Regions from separate parts of the Homo sapiens genome. Here regions 2, 3 and 4 are each linked to region 1. A link is a contact called in ENCODE Hi-C or POLR2A ChIA-PET data. All regions are on one chromosome and are shown on one strand. The core of a region is the stretch at or near the end of the contact, and the rest is flanking DNA. Distances in the headings are between cores, read along the strand shown.

The links. Hi-C counts contacts between places; a loop is a spot of excess contacts on that map. ChIA-PET counts read pairs that join two places held with the same protein, here RNA polymerase II (POLR2A). Pooled maps may share reads with other maps.
Region 2: a map of naive thymus-derived CD4-positive, alpha-beta T cell shows a loop between it and region 1 (6-fold over the local background). The contact joins the promoter of ACOT8 here to the promoter of YWHAB in region 1. A Hi-C loop is called at or near these places in 1 of 168 maps with a recorded cell type or tissue (naive thymus-derived CD4-positive, alpha-beta T cell) and 9 of 50 pooled maps. POLR2A ChIA-PET finds 5 or more read pairs at or near these places in 1 of 52 experiments (WTC11).
Region 3: a pooled map shows a loop between it and region 1 (12-fold over the local background). The contact joins the promoter of UBE2C here to the promoter of YWHAB in region 1. A Hi-C loop is called at or near these places in 6 of 50 pooled maps.
Region 4: a loop to region 1 is called in a pooled map, with 7 times the contacts of the local background. The contact joins the promoter of WFDC3 here to the promoter of YWHAB in region 1. A Hi-C loop is called at or near these places in 2 of 37 single-sample maps with no recorded cell type and 10 of 50 pooled maps. POLR2A ChIA-PET finds 5 or more read pairs at or near these places in 2 of 52 experiments (PC-9 and T-cell).

Annotation. Positions count from the first base shown.
Region 1 is chr20:44,883,464-44,886,954 of GRCh38, reverse strand. It overlaps YWHAB (tyrosine 3-monooxygenase/tryptophan 5-monooxygenase activation protein beta), which reads right to left and starts at 1,250. Exons shown (of 6, transcript NM_139323.4): 1 at 1,069-1,250. RefSeq lists silencers at 957-1,506, 1,567-1,626 and an enhancer at 904-1,520.
Region 2 is chr20:45,855,663-45,859,153 of GRCh38, reverse strand. ACOT8 (acyl-CoA thioesterase 8) reads left to right here and starts at 1,762. Exons shown (of 6, transcript NM_005469.4): 1 at 1,762-1,966. The coding sequence starts at 1,839. ZSWIM3 (zinc finger SWIM-type containing 3) reads right to left here and starts at 1,540. Exons shown (of 2, transcript NM_080752.4): 1 at 1,174-1,540. The coding sequence starts at 1,328.
Region 3 is chr20:45,810,668-45,814,158 of GRCh38, reverse strand. UBE2C (ubiquitin conjugating enzyme E2 C) reads right to left here and starts at 1,515. Exons shown (of 6, transcript NM_007019.4): 1 at 1,363-1,515; 2 at 695-722. The coding sequence starts at 1,463. DNTTIP1 (deoxynucleotidyltransferase terminal interacting protein 1) reads right to left here. Exons shown (of 13, transcript NM_052951.3): 12 at 3,219-3,274; 13 at 2,741-3,102. The coding sequence ends at 2,964. RefSeq lists a silencer at 1,523-1,712.
Region 4 is chr20:45,789,909-45,793,399 of GRCh38, reverse strand. WFDC3 (WAP four-disulfide core domain 3) reads left to right here and starts at 1,517. Exons shown (of 7, transcript NM_080614.2): 1 at 1,517-1,568; 2 at 3,418-3,491. The coding sequence starts at 3,425. DNTTIP1 (deoxynucleotidyltransferase terminal interacting protein 1) reads right to left here and starts at 1,446. Exons shown (of 13, transcript NM_052951.3): 1 at 1,291-1,446; 2 at 653-723. The coding sequence starts at 1,395. RefSeq lists silencers at 744-883, 1,094-1,363.

The DNA.
Region 1 (3,491 bases), core at 1-2,500:
GATTTTATGTTCATAGCATCATCTTGCCAAATTCCATCTCCCACACAGGGCAAGCAAAATCAGGACCTGATGCTATCTAGCCTTACCAAAGAGAAATGCAATGAAGGCAACGACAAGAAACATGTATTTTACAGAAAGGTTGGCAAATTGCTTACCAAGGCTGCCACCTCTGAAAACCCCATTATATGGGAGTTCTCCATTTGCGGCAAAGATGCACTCACCTTCCCACCTCTTCTTCCCTCCGCTCCCCACCCCCCGACCAGGAAGCCACCGGGCAAATTTCAGACCGAAAAACGTGCTAACACACAATATGGGGGAATTTGGGGTAAAGACACAAAAGAATCTGGCATTAAATGACGGTAAATACTGTGAGAAAATACTCCGATTCTCACCCCCTGATATTTTTTCCTGGGGATCCGGCCTGACTCAGTAACCGGCTCCAACAAACAGATTTTCTTGATTCAAACCCAATTCCCTTCCTAGGGAATCTTGGGTCCTGCCAGGCTCCATAACCAGTGAAGGATGATGAAATGGTTTTACTGCAAAATGGGAGGGGGTTCCCCCACTGCTGTCTCCCAAGGTTAAACCCCTTACTCATCCAGGAGGAGCCAAACACGGGGACTGGGGCTAGAAAACTCATCCGCGTTTGATTAAATTTTAATTTCTGGAAACCAGAAAGCACGGAGCAGAGGTGACAGGGCTGAAGGGGACGTTCTTGCCGACCAAGACGCAGGGAGGGGTCGCGTGGGGCCCGAAGCAGATAGTGAGGGAGGGTCCGGGATCCCCGGCTCCGCTGTCCCTTACGGCACAGTACGGAGTTGCACCCCGCCCGGCCGGCAGGACCTCAGGCGGCCCGAGCCTCTCCAAGAGGTAAAGGGCCCGGCCCCGGAAACAGGGAGGGGCCGCTGCGAGGTCTGGCCTCGCCGCCGGCGGCCGCGCGGAGCGAAAGAGGCAGCGCGCCGCTACCCCACGGGGCCCACCCACTGGGCCGCCGTCGTCGCAGCAGCCAGAGAGGGGCTTCGAGTTTGGGCCCCCGGGGGCCCCGGTCGGACCCCGCGCCGCACTCACCGTGGGAGGGCTGCAGGGAACAAAGACCCTTCCGAGCGAAGCTCCGAGCGAGATGACCTCTTCCTTCCTAAGCCCACTACTCAGGCGGCGGCAGCGGTGCCTGCAGTGGCTGCAGCGGCGGCGGCGGCGGCGACTACCCCGGCTCCGGAATCGGCGGCGGCGGTGGCGGTAGCTCCACTTCCGCTCCGATCGCCACTTCCGCTCCGGTCCTGGCCGCGCCCCGCCCCAAACCGTGTTCTCATTGGGCAAGCGAGGCACGGGGTTGCCACGGCCCCACGGGAGGGGCGCAGACGGAAGGGAGGAGGAAGAAGAGCGAAAGGCAGGGTTGCAGGGGCCGGGGCAGGGCGGATGGCCGGGGGAGGGACCCAGGAGGAGGTGGGCGGAGAAGAAGGAAATGGGGCGGGGGAGCGGGAAAAGGAGGTGGGAGGAGAGAGGGCGGAGCTGGGGGTGGTCAAGATACGGGCTGTGTGGGAATAAGGAGGACTAGGAGTGTGGTCTGGATGGGGATTGCCCTTTCTGCTGGGACTGGAAACGCGCCAGGGCCAGTCCCGGAGATTCGAGGTTTAGCAGTTCCCCCTCCACCCCGAAAGTAATCCTCACTGGGTCGGAGGCCGATGTCAGTCCTCTTACTGTGTGCTTTGGTAATGCTGGAGCCAGGGAAGAACAGAAATTGCTCATCCCTCAATGTTCATTTAATCCTTTCAATCCTTCAGGGTACTTACCTTTTCCTTCTTTGGTAGACTGAAGAGGCCACGTGAAGTGCCAGGAATCCAATGCACAAACGTCTTTTTAAAAAACCTGTGTAGGGTCGAGCGCAGTGGTTCGCGCCTGTAATCTCAGCACTTTGGGAAGCTGAGGTGAGAGGATTGCTTGAGGCCGGGAGTTGTAGGCTGCAGTGAGCTATGGTCATGCCACTGCACTCCAACCTGGGAGACAGAGTGAGACCCTGTCTCCAAAAAAAACCCACAAAAATCTGTGTACATGATTTCTTCTTTAAGATGCCCCCTCGTTGAGGAAGTTCAGGGAAGGAAACAGGCCTCCATGGCTCCCCTCCCCTCCATGACTGCTCTCACAATTACCAACATTCTACTCCTCTGAAGGTAGTTGATTTTGTTTTGTTTTGTTTTGTTTTGTTTTCTGTTTTTGAGACAGAGTCTCTTTCTGTCGCCCAGGCAGTGTCACAATCTTGGCTCACTGCAATCTCTGCCTCCCAGGTTCAAGCAATTCTCCTGCCTCAGCCTCCTGAGTAGCTGGGATAACAGGTGCATGCCACCACTCTCGGCTAGTTTTTGTATTTTTAGTAGACACGGGGCTTCGCCATATTGGCCGGGCTGGTCTCAAACTCCTGACCTCAGGTGATCCACCCGCCTCAGCCTCCCAAAGTGCTGGGATTACAGACATGAACCACCTCGACCGGCTTCAAGGTAGTTGATTTTTAAACTCAGTCCTTCAAAATGCCTCTCGCCTTCCCTCTCTCCTGTTCATTTATTCTTTCAACAAATGTTGAACAGGCTTTTTGCTTAGTGCTGGAGACACAGCAATGAACAAGGCAGGTGGGGCCCTGCTGTCTTGGAGTTTGCAGTCGGGTAGGAGAAAAAGCCAAGTAAATAGGCCTTTGCCGTCTTGCCTTTACCCTTACTTAGCTAAATGACAGACTTCTAATTCACCATTTGGTCTCAGCCTCGCCCGTCAACTGCCAAGTGATCTTTTAAAAATACCATTCTAATCGTGTCCTGTTCTTGCTTAAATTATTTAGTGTGCACTCAGACCTAGATGACAATATATAAGTTCCTTGAGTGTGACAATCAGGGTTCTCCAAAAGCTGCCCTTATCCTTTAGCTGCTATTTCTCCCCCATCGTAAATACCCCAATTCAATTGGATGATTCCTTACCCTCCCAATATGCCATCTCCAGTATTTCTAAGCAGTTTGACTTAGTTGCCAACACTTTTTTAAACTGAAAAGTTTCTGTGTGAACAGAAATCTGCCTCTCTGCCTTGTCTGGTAACACTGTGTCCACATTTCTGTGTGGCAACAATTGGCTGAAGCCAAGGAGTGGCTGCCTGTTCTAGACTGGGCATGGACTTTCCCAAATGCCAGGGACCCTTCTCGACCTGAGTCTGCTTTTGTCACTTATGTTATCTGTCATGTAGGCATGTGTGCCAGTGACCCCTGTACTGTGCCACCTTTTAAGTTGAACAAGATTGAGAACGTGTTGTGTAACGTAAACAGCATGGTTTTGGGTCAAAACCATTGGATTTGAATCCTGGAGAGGTTAGTGCAAAAACTTCCCCATGAGGATCGTCTTTGGCAGACCCTAGACCAGTAATCTAGAGACTACTCAGGCTAAGTAACTTTTAATGTCACAAGACTGTGCCTTATGCCGTCATCCAGAAAATAGCCTAATGGACCAGAGGGCTAATA
Region 2 (3,491 bases), core at 513-3,012, 970 kb before region 1:
TTAAATGGGAAAATCCACATAAAGTGTGGATTTCTGACAACTCTTGCCCAAAATTCTGGCAACACTAGATCTTTATTTTCATATGGCAGCCATCAGCTGGAGCTGATTAGATGGCATCTACTCTCCATTTGGCCCATTTCACACTTCTGTTGTCCCTAGCACAAAGACCTGGTGTTGGTTGCTATTTCATCATTCTTTTTCTTAAAGTAAAATTCAAAGTTAAAACTTTCTTACATTGGGTTGTTTCACCTAATCCCTGAAGGCATTTGAGTTTTCAACTCCTGTCTTAACCTCTAAGCCTGACTTCTCATCTGTCAAATCTTCTCATCTGTCAAATGCAAAAAAATAACATTTATCTATAATTCTGAAAAAAAAGCCCTGCAGGGTAAAGCATGCATAGAGAACACTGCCTGGCACATGGAAAGTGTTTGAAAACGGTTAATATAAGGAGCTCAAAAACCATTTACAAAATGAATGAATAGACCAGGCATAGTGGCTCATGCCTGTAATCCTAACACTTTGAGACGCCGAAAGATCGCTTAGTCCAGGAGTCTGGGAACAGCCTAGCCAACATAACAAGACCCAGTCTGTACAAAATCAAATAATTAGCCAGGCATGGTGGCGTGCACCTCCAGTTCCAACTACTTGAGAGGCTGAGGTGGGAGGATCGCTTGAGCCCAGCAGTTGAAGGCTCAGTGAGCTGATTGTGCCACTGCACTCCAGCCTGGGGGACAGAGTGAGACCCTGTTTCAACAAATATATAAGAACTAAAAACTGAATGAATGAATGAACGAACATTCCAACGACCATGTGACTGTTTTGTAAAGAGGAGACTGATGAAGGAAATTATCGCCAAGGTGTTTTTATCCGTTTATGAAAGCCATACTTTGTATTTGGGTTGCTGCAGCTGCTCAAAACAATGGGAGAAACTGCAGTTATAAATTCCAGAAAAGCCTGTGAATGGAGTGAAAGTGGAGTGGGTGGTCAAAAACCAATGGCCGTGGAGGCTTAGCTCTCTTCACAAGGCACACAGCAGGTGCTCAATGAGTGCCTGTTGAATGAATGGCCACGCAGCCCAATGCGTGCCTATGCACCCCTCCTCCTCCAGGCAGCCCTCCGGAGGTCCAGCCTCCTCCCCACCCTCTTGGCCCGCCCCGCCCCGCCCGCCCTTACAGGATGTCTTCGCGGATGGAGGTGCCATGGTTGAGGTTGTGGAAGCGGACGGAGACGCAGTCCCTGAGAATGAAGGAGCACCTGTTCTCCCTTTTGTAGGCGCTGAAGCACTCCTTGAAGTCCTCATAGGTCTTGAAGCAGCTGCCCAGCTCCATGGCCGCCCCCACAACCCACACTAGGGGCTGGTCCCAGCCCGGGCCCAAGATCACACCAGGGGTCAAAGGTCACACTATGAGGGTTTATAGGCAGGCGTGGGCCCAGAATGCCTTAAGGGTCCGCCCCAACTGGGTGGCCTATTCTGGAACTCAGGGAGGAACCCTAGGCCTGACCGGGTTACAAGAGGAAGGGGGTGTATTTGCTATCTGACAGGGGAAATGACACTCAGTCCATATTATCCAGTCCCGAGGTTCCGCCTCCTCAGCGACATATCCAGTCACACACAGGATTCGCAGATTGGCATTCATTTTCTCCAATTGCTAGAGAAAGAGGGCCACAGCCACCAGCGGACTGACAGGAGTCCTGACCAATCATAACCTAGATTCCTCCTTCCCGGGGTCTGCAGGAGACTTCCGGTTACTAGGGCAATCTGCCGGAAGAGTCAGGTTCTGTGTATGTCTCCGCGTCTTCCGCGGAGCGGGTGTGCAGGGCCTGCAGCATTGAACTAGATGTCGTCCCCGCAGGCCCCAGAAGATGGGCAGGGCTGTGGCGACCGCGGCGATCCCCCTGGGGACCTCCGTAGCGTCTTGGTCACGACCGTGCTCAACCTCGAGCCGCTGGACGAGGATCTCTTCAGGTAGCCGGCAGCTCCTGCCCAGCATCCCCTCCTTTAGGGCAGAAACTTGATCTTGACTGCCGCCGCCCGGGGCCCCTGGCTCCGGGACTAGTATGGCTCTGCGTGGGATGCACCCTCTGCCACGATTAGGAGAGAACTCGCCCCCAACAGAGCTGTCCTCTCTGCTCTGGCTTCCTCCCTTCCTCTCCGCGCTGCGAGGTCTGCACAGCTGAGCAAATATAGTGGTGACCTGAGAGACCCTGCTCGGCAGCCTGCCCTAAGCCTTCACGGGGGAGCTAGCCCAGAGAGGGCAGTGATTTGCCCAAGGGCACACAGCTGATGGATCAGCCTTAAAACCGACGCCGCAGCTCCTTGTGTCTTCAGTATCCTTTTCTTCTCACAATATCCCGCCCCCAGTACCATTTGGTGGGTCTGGTTTCTCATTACTTATTCTGAGGCCTAAGCATGTTTTTTTCTTTCCCAGCATCGCTGAAGTTCTTGACTGCAGCAAGGGTTTCTTTCTTTCTTTGAGGCGGAGTCTTGCTCTGTTGCCCAGGCTGGAGTGCAGTGGTGCGATCTCGGCTCAGTGCAACCTCCGCCTCCCGGGTTCAAGCATTTCTCCTGCCTCAGCCTCCTGATTAGCTGGGACATACAGGCGCGCCACAGCCCAGCTAATTTTTTAACTTCTTTTAGTAGAGACGGGGTTTCACCGTGTTGGCCAGGCTGGTCTCGAACTCCTGACCTTGTAATCTGCCCACCTCTGCCAAAGTGCTAGGATTACAGGCATGAGCCACCGCGCCCAGCCCCCTGCAGCAAGGCTTCTAACAGCTTTGACCTCCAAGGCTTCTCCTGGCTTTACTGGAAGTTATCTTACTTTGAGCTCCCTTCCTTCCACTTAAGGAATTGTAAATAACTTCTTGGAGGGCTATTTGATTTTTGTTTTTGAAGACAAGATCTGGCCCTGTTGTCCAGGCTGGAGTGCAGTGGCACGAACATGGCTCACTGCAACCTCGACCTCCTGGGCCCAAGTGACCCTTCTGCCTCAGTCTCCCGTTTAGCTGGGACCATAAGCGCTTGCCACCACATCCAGCTAACTTTTTTATTTTTAGTAGACATGAGGCCCCACTTTGGAGCCCAGGCTGGTTTTGAACTCATGGGCTCAGGCGATCCTCCCACCTCGGCTTCCCAAAGTGCTGGGATTGATTACAGGCGAGAGCCACCTGCCAGGTCATGGAGGGCTGTTCATAACTCATTGTTACAGAAAATGCCAAACAGCTGGGACGTGGGAGGCTAGAGACATAATTATTCAGCTTCCAATGGGCCTACATTCTGGGCAAGCATTTTCATCTCTGGGGCCAAGCTGCAGTTTTCTCATCTGTACACTGAAGGAGTTAGACTTGATGTCTGAGGGCTCTTGTTATTTATTCATTTATACATTTATTTAATTTTATTTTTTGAGATGGAGTCTTGCTCTGTCACCCAGGCTGGAGTGCAGTGGTGCGATCTTGGCTCACCTCAACCTCTGCCTCCTGGGTTCAAGTGATTC
Region 3 (3,491 bases), core at 266-2,765, 930 kb before region 1:
TATATATATATAGAGAGAGAGAGAGAGAGATTGAGAGAGAGAGATAGACAGAGACAGACACACACACACACTCTGTCGCCCAGGCTAGAGTGCAGTGGTGCGCTCGGCTCACCGCAACCTCTGTCTCCACGGTTCAAATGATTCTTGTGCCTCAGCCTCCCGAGTAGCTGAAATTACAGGCATGCACCACCATGCCTGGATAATTTTTGTATTTTTAGTAGAGACAGGGTTTTGCAATGTTGGCCAGGCTGGTCTCGAACTCCTGACCTCAAGTGATCCGCCCACCTTAGCCCCCCAAAGTGTTGGGATTATAAGGTGTGAGCTACCGCGCCCAGCCTCCCCTTAATCTCATCACTCTGATCCAAAATAAAGCAACCAAATTCATAGGCTAGAAATACCAAGAAGGGCGGGGAGTTGGGTGTGGGTAAAGCTTGGTTGGGGCTAGGAAGTAGGGACACACTGGATAGGGAGGGTCTTGTATGACTTCAGGGAAGTGTTCGAGATAACTTCGTGTGGGGGGATGGAATTGGGAGGAGGGACTGCTGGAAGAAATGGTGTAGGTGGGGTGTATGAACTTCTTTCCCAGGAGGGAGCAAATTACATTACCCCTATGTCTAGCAAAAAAGCTGACGGAAAAAAGGAGGCTACTGAAAATTGGATGGAAGGCTGGGGTTCTGGGCACTTAATCACTCACCATGAGGGTCATCAGCTCCTGCTGTAGCCTGAAAAAAGAGTATTCGGGGTTACCTGGGAGTCTGGATGGGCCAGGCCTCCAGACGGTGCATCTTCTCCCACCTGAATCTCAGGGGGAGCCGTCATGGAGGCTCCCCACATCACCAAGGTCAGGCTCAGCTCAGGGTATACTCACCAGATCCACAGGACGATCCTAGCGAGTCCTCACCCTCCCTAATTCCAGACTCCCTCGGGATGATTCTGGCATGTTCTTAATTCCCCAGGCTTTAGCATCTCTTCCTTGCCCGACTCAACTTCTCCCTTCCCCTGTCTCGGCCAAGTCACGAGGGTCCTTGAGCGTCTTCATCTAGGCCCACCAGGGAAGGAGTCTGGCAGCGCCCCTACCCTCCCATTCTCCTTCGGGAGAGTCTCAAAGAGCGGTCTGAGCTCCTGGCCTGTCCCCCATCTCTCGAATCTCACCCGCGCAAGGAGGTGGGAGTCCCGGAAGTCTCCGCCCTCGACACCCATGCCCAGGGGAATGCCAGGCCCCGAGCTCCTGGTGTGTTCTCCTGCACCCGCAGATCTCCCGCTCCAGGAGGTGGCGGCGGGGGGTGGTCCTAGAAATCTTTGCTCTGGGTACCAATGCCTAGGGCATGGCAGGCCCGGCGAGTGGTAGGCCGCATCACTCACCTTTTGCCCACCGGACCCCGGGCGGCGCCCCCGCTCGGCTCAGCTCCTTTACGGGCGGCGGCGACGCTAGTGGCGGCTGGGTCGCGGTTTTGGGAAGCCATCCGGGCGGCGTTGGCAGAGAGACAGGAACTCGGAGAACACGACTGCAACTGCAGGACTGCGGGCCCGCCCGCCCGCGTTTGAATTGTAACCCTCTGGGGGCGTCGACCAATCAATGGCTCGCTTGGGTTTGATCCAGCCAATGAGACGCTCCGGAGCGCTCTATTGCTGCGCCACTGCTAGACCTACCCACTGGCGCACCGCTATTGGGCGGCAGAATCCCGCTTCTGACAACCGATTGGTAGATGATGCTGCCATTAACTAACGAATCCGTAGCGAATTGGTGGCCGTTGGAAAACGCTAACCATTAAAGGGCCAAGAAAACGTCCACGTGGGATGAACCCCTCCTTCTGGCTACACGTCTTACTCCGCGTGGGAACACTCGGCACGCCCAGCCTTGATCCAATTTCCCTCGGGCAGGGAGTGCCTCCAATCCTGCAGCACTGGTACCCTCCCACCATTATAATCGCCTGGGCACCTTTGCTGCGTCCTAAGTATCTGAAAATCCCAGCGAGGGGAAAAACTAAAGGCTGATGGCCAGAGCAGCAGGCTCCCTATTAGAAAACATAGGTCCATACATCTCCGCAGAGATGACAGAAATAAAAAAAGGCAACATTGGTTCAGGCTGGTCGCAGTGGCTCACGTCCGTAATCCCGAACACTTTGGAAGGCCCAGGCAGGAGGATCACTTGAACCCAGGAGTTCGAGACCAGCCTGAGCAACAGGATAGGGAGACCTGTCTCTACTTAAAAGAAAAAAAAAAAAAAAGAAAAGAAAAAAAAAAAAGGCTGGTGAGGTGGCACGAGCCTGTAGTCCCAGCTACTGGCGAGGCTGAGGCGGGAGAATCGCTTGAGCCAGAGGCTGCACTCTAGCCTGGGCAACAGAGCAAGACTGTCTTCAAACAAACAAAAACCCCAACAACACAGGTTCATATCCTGTATATCCTACCTCCCCAGTGGGTAGTGTGTAACCTTGGGGCGGGTCCTTTAGTATCTTAACCTGTAAAATGGGAGCAATAAAAGCCAACTCTATTTTTCATATGATCTGTCATCAAACTCCATCGCATTCTGCCATGTCCTTACATTAGCTGGGTAAGGAAACTACAAATGGGCAAAGGGAAGACGGGCAGGGTACATGGTGCTCCCAGGTTGGTCTTATCAAGCCTGGCTCTATACTGTTATGGGTGAGGGTTATCTCGTCCTTTTTTCCTACACCCACTTCTAGAGCCCTTGATGTTCTGTCAATTCCCACAAGGTAGAGGGCACAGCAGGTTCACCATCTGTGTTTACTACAAACTGTTTAATTGTTTCTTATCCCAATAACTTTACAAATATAGAACCACATGCTAGTCTGGGGGTGCTGTGCAGTGAGTCACTACAAACTCGCTCAGGCACAGCTTAATGCCGCTGAGATCCATCTAGGAGCAGTCCCAGCGGTGGCCTCAGCCACGTGAGGAAGAGGGCTTTGGAGGAGGGCTGCCAAGTGTGGCCAGGGGACCCGGCCTCAGGTCTGTGGAGGTGCTTCAACAGCACGATGCTCATTCTCTGTCCGTAGTGTCTCCATATACTTTCTCATCTTCTCCACCATCCAGGAGGGTAGGACAAAGGATTTCAATTCCTCTAGCTTCAGATCCAGGCATCCTCTGGAACAGACATTGAAGAGAGAAGTTGGGGGAAGTGAGGATGTAGGCCCTGCCTCATTCTAGGGGCTATTTGGAGGCAGGGAGAGGAGAAGGGGCAGGAGACCCACTGGTTTTACCTGTAATCATCACTGGCCGCAAGGTCCCGGATGTCCTCCTCGATGAGGAGGTAGGCCTGAGGCAGGAGCAAGGGAGAGTGGTCATTGCCTGATTCATTTCACTCCAACTCAGTAACACTTCATTAAACATCTGTTTAATGTAAGGCCTGCTACTAGGTGGAAGCGGGGGATGCGGTTTACAATTTAGTACGGAAGAGTAAGTGGGGAGGGATGGGAATGGTTCCTTGAGACAATCTTTTACTACAGTAGATGCTTCATGGATGGGAGAGTAGG
Region 4 (3,491 bases), core at 268-2,767, 910 kb before region 1:
GTAGAGACGGGGTTTCTCCATGTTGGTCAGGCTGTTCTGGAAGTCCCGACCTCAGGTGATCCACCCACCTCAGCCTCCCAAAGTGCTGGGATTACAGGCGTGAGCCACCGCGCCCGGCCCAAAGTGTTTTTATGAAATATAATACTTATACAGAAAAGTCTATACACTTTAATGAGTAATTATAGTGAACATCCATTTCACCACTATCAGCATCCCAAAGGCCCACCTTGTGCTCTCTCCCTTCCCTGACATGCATACTATTAATCCCTCTTTATAGTTGAGAAAACGGGCTCATCAGAGTCTGTTGATGAGAACACAGTTGTCTGACTCCAGAGCCTGTTCTCTTAAACTCCATGCTAACTGACCTCTTTAGAGCCCTCAACCACAGAGCCAGTGAATGTGAGGGATCTTAGGTATTGTTTATTCCACAACCCATCTCCTGTGCCCTTCCCCATTTTGTACGTGAGTTCAGAGAAGGAAGTGACTTGACTAGTTCAAGATCACACAGAGTTACAGAATCGGAGTCTCCTCTTCCTCAGTCCTGTGCTCTTTCTACCGGCTGTAGATCTCCATAGCCTTGTGCACTGGGGATCCCAAATCTGCCATGCAAGCCAGTGGCTGGGATATAAGCCCCATGCAGGGCCAGCCTTACCTTGTTGTCATCTGTGAGCGGCGGCCCCTCCGCTGCACCTGCCGGTGCTTTATCATTATGTTCCAAGGGTTCTGTGGGGACCAACGGAACAAATGTCACTGCGGCCTGTGACACTGGGGTGGGGTGGAGGTGGAGGGTGGGTATGAAGTTAAACCTGGACATCCCTGCTTCTCAGATCCGTCACCATCTCTCCCGCCTTGGGGTGGGACGATAGTTGTAAGGCCTCCTCCACAAAAGAGGAACTGAGGAAGTTTCCTGCCTTAAAAGTCCCGACCCTGCCTTCTGGCACGGCAGGAGGAAGGGAAGCAGTATTTACCGAGGGTCAACTCTGTGTCAGGTGATGTCCGGGGCGTTGTACCCGCCTTTATCTTCCCATCCCACAACAAGTTTTATGAGACAGGTACTAATCATTTCCATTTTATAGAAGAGGATCCTGGGACTCAGGGGGTTGACAGAGATGGCCCACGTCACCTAGCTAGGAGGGCGGCACCAGAATTTAAATCCAGGTCGTCGGGCTGCGAAAACGCCAACCCCCTCTGCAGCTCCAGCCTCCGCGTTCTCTCGCCCGCGGGCCAGGGTCCCAGGAGCCCCGAGGCCGTGCCCGGCCTGAGCCCAGACCTCACCGGGGGCGCCCTCACCGTAAGAACCAGCTGCCCCGCTGCGCCCGCATCCCCCAGCTCCAAGCCGCCCCTCTCGGCCCCGCTAGGTCCCCGCGGCTGCTCGGCGTCGCCAGTGGCTCCCATGGCGCCCCCGGCCCCCACAACTCCGCTGGACTCTGTCACCGGCCGGAAAGTGGCGCCGTGACGTCACTGGAGCGCGCTGCTCGTCCGCCCGGAAGCGCGACGCTGGAGCTGCGGGGTTACCATGGGAACCGAACCGCCGCGCCTCGCCCAGGACAGTTACACTTAGAGGCCTTGTAGGTGGAGGTCGTTGGGGCTTCCTCTCGGGAGGGCTGCGCCTCGATTGTGCAGTGTGGGTGTTCAGTGGCGGTTCAGTCAAGGGATGTTTCCCGCTGGGCCAAGGCCTGGGGATGACTGCGGGGTAGGAGGAAGGGACCAGTTTTCTGTAGGCTGGGGTTGGGGAGCAGAGGGAAGCGTTTGGTACAGCGGCGCCTGCAGTTCAGTTTTTGAAAACTAGATTTTAATATGCTCGGCCAGGGGCGGTGGCTCACGCCTGTAATCCCAGCACTTTGGGAGGCCGAGGCGGGAGGATCACTTGCCATCAGGAGTTCGAGACCAGCCTGGCCAACATGGCGAAACCCCGTCTCTACTAAAAATATAAAAATTAGCCGGGCGTGGTGGTGGGCACCTGTAATCCCAGCTACTCGGGAGGCTGAGGCAGGAGAGTCTCTTGAACCCAGGAGGCGGAGGTTGCAGTGAGCCGAGATCACGCCACTGCACTCCAGCCTGGGCGACAGAGGGAGACTGTCTCAAAAAAAAAAAAAAAAAAAGCACATTAGGCACATGTTAGGTCATCATCAAATGTTAATTATGCCGAGATCGCGCCACTGCATTCCAGCCTGGGGGACAGAGGGAGACTCTGTCTCAAAAAAAAAAAAAAAAAAAAAAAAAAAAGCATATTAGGCACATATGAGGTCATCATCAAATGTTAATTATCTCCATGAGCCAACATCAGCCTTCTAACCATAAGGGCGACTTCCTGGCTCCAAACTTTTTGATCCTATTAAGGAGGTTTTACCTTGTACCTGCCCATAGGACTAAGCAGTGCCAGTGGACACCATTAGGTATCACAGCTAACCAAAGGCATGACCAGGACAGATAAAGAAAAAAAGAAATGGAGAAAAAAGAAATAAAGGAGGTATATGTGGGCAGACTATTTGAGTCATACATAGCAACTTCTCTTGGGTTCTGCCAGCTAGACTTCATACAGTCCAAGAATGGCCTGTGTGGGTTAGAGGGACAAAGATGTAGGTGTTTGGTGCTTTTCATTAGTTCTTAACAAACTCAACTACTGCTTTTCTGTAGGTTTTTGATAGTTTCTTTTCTCTCTTTTTTTTTTTTTTGAGACAGAGTCTCACTCTGTTACCCAAGCTGGAGTGCAGTGGCATGATCTCCACTCACTGCAACCTCTGCCTCCTGGGTTCAAGCTATTCTCCTGCCTCAGCCTCCCACGTAGCTGGGATTACAGGCATGCACCAGCATGCCCAGCTGATTTTTGTATTTTTAGTAGAGACAGGGTTTCGCCATGTTGGCCAGGCTGGTCTCAAACTCCTGACCTCAGGTGATCTGCCCGCCTTGGCCTATTTGATAGTTTCTGAGTGGTCTGTTCCATTCTGTATTTTCTTGGTTGCTAGGATGAACAGGAGCCACAATTTTATTATGCTTGGTTATGTTATTAGCTTTGGCCATTAAGTAGTGTCGTGAATCCCTCCCTCTGTTATTTGGGCTAAAGCCATGTCCTTCCAATGCCCTTTAGGGCTCTCTTTGATTCTTTTTCCAATGGCCACCCCTCCATTTTTCCAGCCACCCACTAGGTTTCTCATCATCCAGGAATATTGTGTATATTGCTTACAGAATTTGATCCTCCCATCACAGGTCCCCTTTGGTAGTGCCAGGAATTTTCCCACACTCCAGCAGCCAATCCCTCTTCTTCTTGTCAGGAGAAGATATTCTTGGGGAGTATTGTGAAAGGGAAGGTTTTGGGACTGGGTTTGGGGCCATCCCTAGTCCTGCTCATACCTCAGCTGATACTCTGGGCAAGGTGTACACCTCTAGCCTGAACTGAGCTCTTGTCCCAACTCTCAGCATCATCATGATGTTAAGCTGCCTCTTTCTTCTGAAGGCACTTCTTGCTCTTGGGTCTCTGGAATCCTGGATAA